Regions from separate parts of the Homo sapiens genome. Here region 1 is linked to region 2. Evidence: read pairs that join two places in POLR2A ChIA-PET (ENCODE). Cell type or tissue: OCI-LY7. All regions are shown on one strand. Links, peaks and the distances in the headings refer to the core of each region. The heading gives the core; the rest is flanking DNA.

The links. Peaks named below come from ENCODE experiments on the same cell type or tissue, not always from the same donor. Only the 100,000 strongest peaks of a DNase experiment are listed, where the experiment ranks them.
Region 1: POLR2A ChIA-PET joins it to region 2 with 9 read pairs; 3 of 35 experiments call an interaction of 5 or more read pairs at or near these places.

What each region holds. Positions count from the first base shown.
Region 1 is chr6:137,734,787-137,737,710 of GRCh38, forward strand. The region is part of intron 1 of LINC02539 (long intergenic non-protein coding RNA 2539); the gene reads right to left. Among named protein-coding and RNA genes, the nearest start is that of LINC02539, 2.8 kb to the right of the region's middle. In OCI-LY7, for the core only: no CTCF peak of the experiment used is centred there; a DNase peak (open chromatin) is centred at 1,805; H3K4me3 peaks cover 473 bases; H3K27ac peaks cover 917 bases.
Region 2 is chr6:137,957,479-137,960,402 of GRCh38, forward strand. No RefSeq gene overlaps it. Among named protein-coding and RNA genes, the nearest start is that of SIMALR, 13 kb to the left of the region's middle. In OCI-LY7, for the core only: no CTCF peak of the experiment used is centred there; no DNase peak of the experiment used is centred there.

The DNA of each region.
Region 1 (2,924 bases), core at 274-2,773, 220 kb before region 2:
TAGCAGACGTTGGTAGCATATACTGTGTATCAATGGAACTGAATGCTCAAGTTAGAGCATAAATAATTTTTGTACATAATTTATATGTTTCTGTAAAGCAAAAGGAATTATGTTTGCATCAGAAGCTTTTCTCACGTTATTGCCAAACTCCCTCTTTTTTCTGTCTGATGTAAGGTCACGCTGTTGCACAATTGGGAACACTGGGGTAATAACGGGAGACAGAAAGGACAGGGAACTGTGCATTTCAGTTTGTTCAAATACATTGGTAACTCATCTCTGTCTCCTCCACACTTCCTCCTGGCTCTATGGGTCATGGTAGAGGAACAATTACGTGGAAGAAATCAAATATGAATGACTGCTTTCCCCCTCCAGCTCTCTTCCCTACTTCCTCCTTGTGATGGGTTTATCACTTTTCCCTCCAGGGTTGTAAATAAAGGCTTCTGGGGTTCTCACGGCTGGAGAGAGAAGTAGTCCCCTCCTATCAGCCCTTACAAACTGTTTTTCAGCAAATCGTGATGAGAACATCATTGTGATATACAGTATCTAATTAATTTCTAACTAATATTAATATTTTGGCCCGGCGCAGTGGCTTGCACCTGTAATCTCAGCACTTTGAAAGGCCGAGGCACCACTTCACCTATTCTATTTGTTTTCTATAACAAAAATTAAGCCCAGAGCACTTAAATGCTTCATTCAAAAACCACCCACAAGATAGTGGTGGAGGTACATATTGAGGTAAGAATCTTTCTACCACATCATGATACTCCTGAGTCAACCCCACGGATATGCTATATTGAGTCATGAAAATGTGACAATATATTTGGGAAAATAGTCTGAGGATCTTATCCAATATAAATACAATTTGCCAACATTTTCACTTATATTCTAAAGCAACATGCTCACAACTAACAATTATGTCTTCATTTTATGCTTTTGTAATAAGGTAGTCTGTCTAGTCTACCTTACTACTAACTCTGGTGTTACCCTTTGTTGTCTAAAAAAGTACCTAGGTTTGACTCATGGCAATGTCTCTTCTCTGGATCTGTTCCTCTGGCTATGCCTCAGTTAATACAATGTCTTCCTAATGCAGTTTCAATGGCCAACAAAAGAGATGCTTGAGCACTAAGAAGAATCCTTTCCAGTCCAATGAGAAACAAAAGTTCCCGTGAATTCCCTTTGATAGTTACACGTTCAATATTCACTCATTCATTCACTTACGAATTTCTTCTGAAGTCCCAGGCGCTGGATTAAGTGCTGCAGAGGCCAATGCCTAATAAGATACTGTCCCTGGACTCATGGAGTCCATAATCTCATGAGGACAAAATGTGTAAACCCTGCACTGTGGATATGGCCAGAGAAAGCAGTAAATAATCGAGGTGCTTTGGGGCGTGGAGAGGAAGGAGCCATGCCTGGGGAGGATGGGAAACAGCCTTATCTAAATATGCCAAATCCAAGCAGTCAAGACACCTAGGTTCTAAAATCTTTATAAGAACAATCTCATTTCCTTTGATGCAGAAGACACAGCCCAGCTGTGATCTAGTATCTGGGCATTCTGATCAAGGAGCAAAAGGTCAGGAGTCATTGCCTGATCACCAAACAGAACAGAAGGGTGGATCTCAGGACCTGGAGAGTGGGGATAGATGGTCAGAATTAGAGAGAATGGACCACAGAAAATCTATTTGAAAAGCAAGCCAGCCATCTGTAAGCCTCTTGAGAGAGAGTCAAACCACACAGTTTTGAAAACAAATTCTCAGCTGCTTGAGCAGGCAGGTGGATCAGCCTGGGCTAACTCTGGGAGATCTAATCAGTTGCAGGTGCATTTTGGGTGTTTTAAGAGCATGTTAGTCATAGGGGTAAACTGTCACTTTGCACAGTTGAGGTTGAGGCATAGAACTAGTACTTTCTCTTTACTGGAGTTGCTGCCGCCCCTGAGCCAGTGTGAGCTCCCAGCCACGCATGGGCCTGGGAGATGTCCAAATCGAATCGCTGTTTTGCCTAAATCTCAGAGCTCTCCAACAACACTAGTTACCTCTCAGGGCTAGGACAAGGATGAGGCAAGAGAGGCAGCGAGACTAAGATATAACTCAGTTTCCCACTCTGCACCGCCTTGAGCAAGACCAAGTTCTTCTTTAGATCCTGACTCTTTCTCCAGAATGGCTTTCCAATTCTAGGAGGAGGAAGGGCTTCAACGATTCTATGGCAGGCAGCACTTACTATTAAAGAGAAATGTGGAACAGGGAGGAGCCTGGTCGATTTCCCAAGGACCTCTGACCAAAAATTCCTGTTGAATTTTTACAAAGAGATGTTGGTCAGAGGATACAAAATTTCAGTTAGATAGGAGAAATGTTCAAGAGACCTATTGTGCAACTGATGACTATAGTCAATAACAATAGGTTGTGTTATTGAAAATTAGGAGAGTAGATTCTAAGTGTTCTCTCCACACACACACGTGAGGTAATGCATGTGTTAATTAGCTCGATTTAGTCATTCCACAATGTATGCATATTTCAAAACATGTTGCACATGATAAATATATATAATTTTTGTCACTTAAAAAACTAGTTTAGAAAAATTTCTATTGGCAGAGTCTCAAAAGCAATGGTACTCATAGTGCCCAATCTCAGATTACTAATGGGGTTTTTTTTGTGATTTATTTTTTTAAAGAAAATAATCTCCTGTCTCCTTCCATGTGTCTCCTTCACTTCTCCCAGTCAAAAATGCATTTCTCAGTATCTCCCTTCTCTGCTCATTGAAAACAGATTCAAAATATAAGCCCCTGAGAAAAAATTTCTTATGTAAGGCATATTTTTAATTCTGTTGTGGCTTAACCTTTGGTTATAACACCAGAGCCCTGCTAAGAACTATCAGATCTAATGTTTAAACACTATTTTAAGACTAATACATATTTATTACAATGTCCCCTG
Region 2 (2,924 bases), core at 262-2,761:
TAAACAAAAATAGAAGTAATTTTAGATATGGGTGTATCCCAGAAAGAAGCTAAGACATGGTGACCTGAGAGCCGAGAACTTACCCAACAAGAAGCCAGCAATGTGGAGGTCATCCGGAGGAGCAAGAGTGGAGGCCATAGCAAATGCAAATGACCTCAGCAAGGCCCTTCTCTTTATCCAAAATGCAACAAGAATCAGGCTTATTAGAGTCAATTGCTGGAAATGAAAGAGAAACTATGTTTCTAAAATGGTTCCTCACAAAATTTCACAAATAGGAATTGACTGTAACACTATGCAGTCAGGAGGGGAGTCATGATGGGAAAAGTAACCCAATTCTGGAAAAATAACAATGTTTATGGATTGCTTTTTAAAAAAAAATAGGTGCAAATTTTCTTAAGGATTGATTTCTCAACCTGTAAGGACCATTTCTCCTGAGAAAAGGTTGACATGGCCCTGCTCTCAACACACAAATTAAAGTATCACAGGGCAGCATTTTCTTCCACTCCCAAACTTTCCATCCAGCTAGAGGGCTTGCTTCTCACTCCTTTACCCTCCAATGTCCAGCCCAGTTCATTCCAGGCTTTCACAGTCCCGGATCTTTCCCTAGAAGTCTAGGCCTCTCTTGTCTTTCTTACCCAAACCATTTATTCCCACTCAGCCCAACATCCTCTTAATTTGTATTTCTCACAGCTAGACCATCAGCAAAGCAGAGGGCCCTCCAGAGACTAAGGTCACCCATTAGAAGACAGTAAGGAGTTATAAATGTGAACAAACTGTATCCTTTCCAACTGTATCTCCAATTGTGCTTTGCTGTTTTATTATTTCTAATAACAGCCATCTCTCTTTGTGGTTAAGATTTCAGAAACTACATAAGTAGCATGTATTACAGTAACTTAATGGTAGGAACAAATGTCTGTACGAATTTTGTTTACTGAAATGGTTCTGAAGCTAATTCATTCTGCATTTCCTGAATTGACCTTATAAGTTACTTATTGCAATATATGGTTTTTTTCATGGTGCTTCTTAATGTTTTATATTTTAAATGACTGCTAGTCTGAAGAAATATGGGATAGAAGCTCATATTTACAGTGGCCTCTAAAAACAGAAAATACCCAGATAAAAAATTTAATAAGAAATGTGCAAATGTATATAAGGAAAATGTAAAAGTGCTCCTGAAGAATACAATTACAAAGCTGAATGAATATGAAGATATTTGTTCAATATCAAGGATAGAAAACTCAATCATAAGAAGGTGTCAATTCTCCCTAGGTGATCTTTCCCTTGTGATAAAATACATACAGCATAACATTTACTATCTTAACCATTTTAAGTGGACAGTTCAGTGGGATCAAATACATTGTCAATGTTGTGCAACCATCACTACTCTCCATCTCTGGCCTTCTTCCATCTTGTAAAACTGAAACTCCATCCCCATTGAACAATAATTTCCTGTTCTCCTCCTCCTAGCTCCTGGCAACCACCATTCTACATTGTGTCTCTGTGAATCTGACCAGTCTGGGCACCTCATCTAAGTGGAATCATACAGTATTTGTCCTTTTGCAACTGGCTTATTTCACTTAGCATAGTGACCTCAACGTTCTTCCATGTTGTAACATGTGTCATAATTTCCTTCCTCTTTAAGTCTCAATAACTTTTAAATGTAGCATGATCCTAATAAAAACATACATATGTTAGGCTGATGTGGAAAAATAAACAATTAATAAAAAGAGCTCCAAAGTGTTGGAGTCCCACCTACGGTAGCTGTTACTTATCATGTACTCATTTATCCTCACCTTACCCTATTCCAGATACTGCTTTACAAAACAGGCAGGTATTGCTTTCTACTTTTTTTTTTTTTTTTTTTTAGATGGAGTCTCACTCTGTCACCAGGCTGGAGTACAGTGTTGCAATCTAGGCTCACTGCAACATCTGCCTCCCGGGTTCAAGCTCTTCTCCTACCTCAGCCTTCTGAGTAGCTGGGACTACAGGCGCCCTTCACCACACCCGGCTAATTTTTGTATTTTTAGTAAAGACAGCATTTCACCATGTTGGCCAGGATGGTCTCAATCTCTTGACCTAATGATCCACCCACCTCGGCCTCCCAAAGTGCTGGGATTACACGCATGAGCCACCATGCCCAGCCTCCACTTTTTTATGTAAAAAGAAAGTGAGGCCAAGAGAATTATGTAAATACCCAAGTTAATATCCCAAGTACTGCAAGTAATAAAATCAGATTTGAAATCCAGGTATATGTCGTGCCTAAGCCCTCCTCTTCTCCTCGATCCACAATTATACTATCTTCAGTTCCCCCTCACAGATCAAGAAAGATTTCTCTCTCTTGCCTGTCCAATGTTCTTAGGGAACTATTACTGTGGAAATCAATCTGATTAACTAAATGCACTCTAGTGATAGTGGCTAACAAAGACTTACTAATAGCTGTCATAATATCTAAGGTTTATTGAGCACTCACATACTAGGCACTGAGCAAAAGGCTATATTTATGCAATATTTTTACCTTTACCACATTTTTAGGAAATAGGCATTATTATTATCCTCATTTTAAGAGGTCAGTTAGTCTTAAAGAGTTGGATGTTCTCAGGTAAGTTAGGAAGGTGGTAGATGCTGGATGGAGCCAGGCAGCACACACAAGCCTGGTACGCAGTCATAATACAACCCTGCATCCCTCATTTGTACCTCCAAAGGCACTTGTAACTAAGGATTATAGTTTCAGAAAGCACAGCTTTAATCACAAAAAATAAATCTGTACTAGAGACTTTCTAGCCTCCAACTGGGAGATATTATGACACACAAAGGGGTCTTCTTAGTACTTCTTCGGGTATTTCAAATATGCATACTTTCTGTTGGGCTAGTCTCAGTTTCCCCAAAATCAGACCTAAGTCATGTTCCTACAGTGAACCAAAATA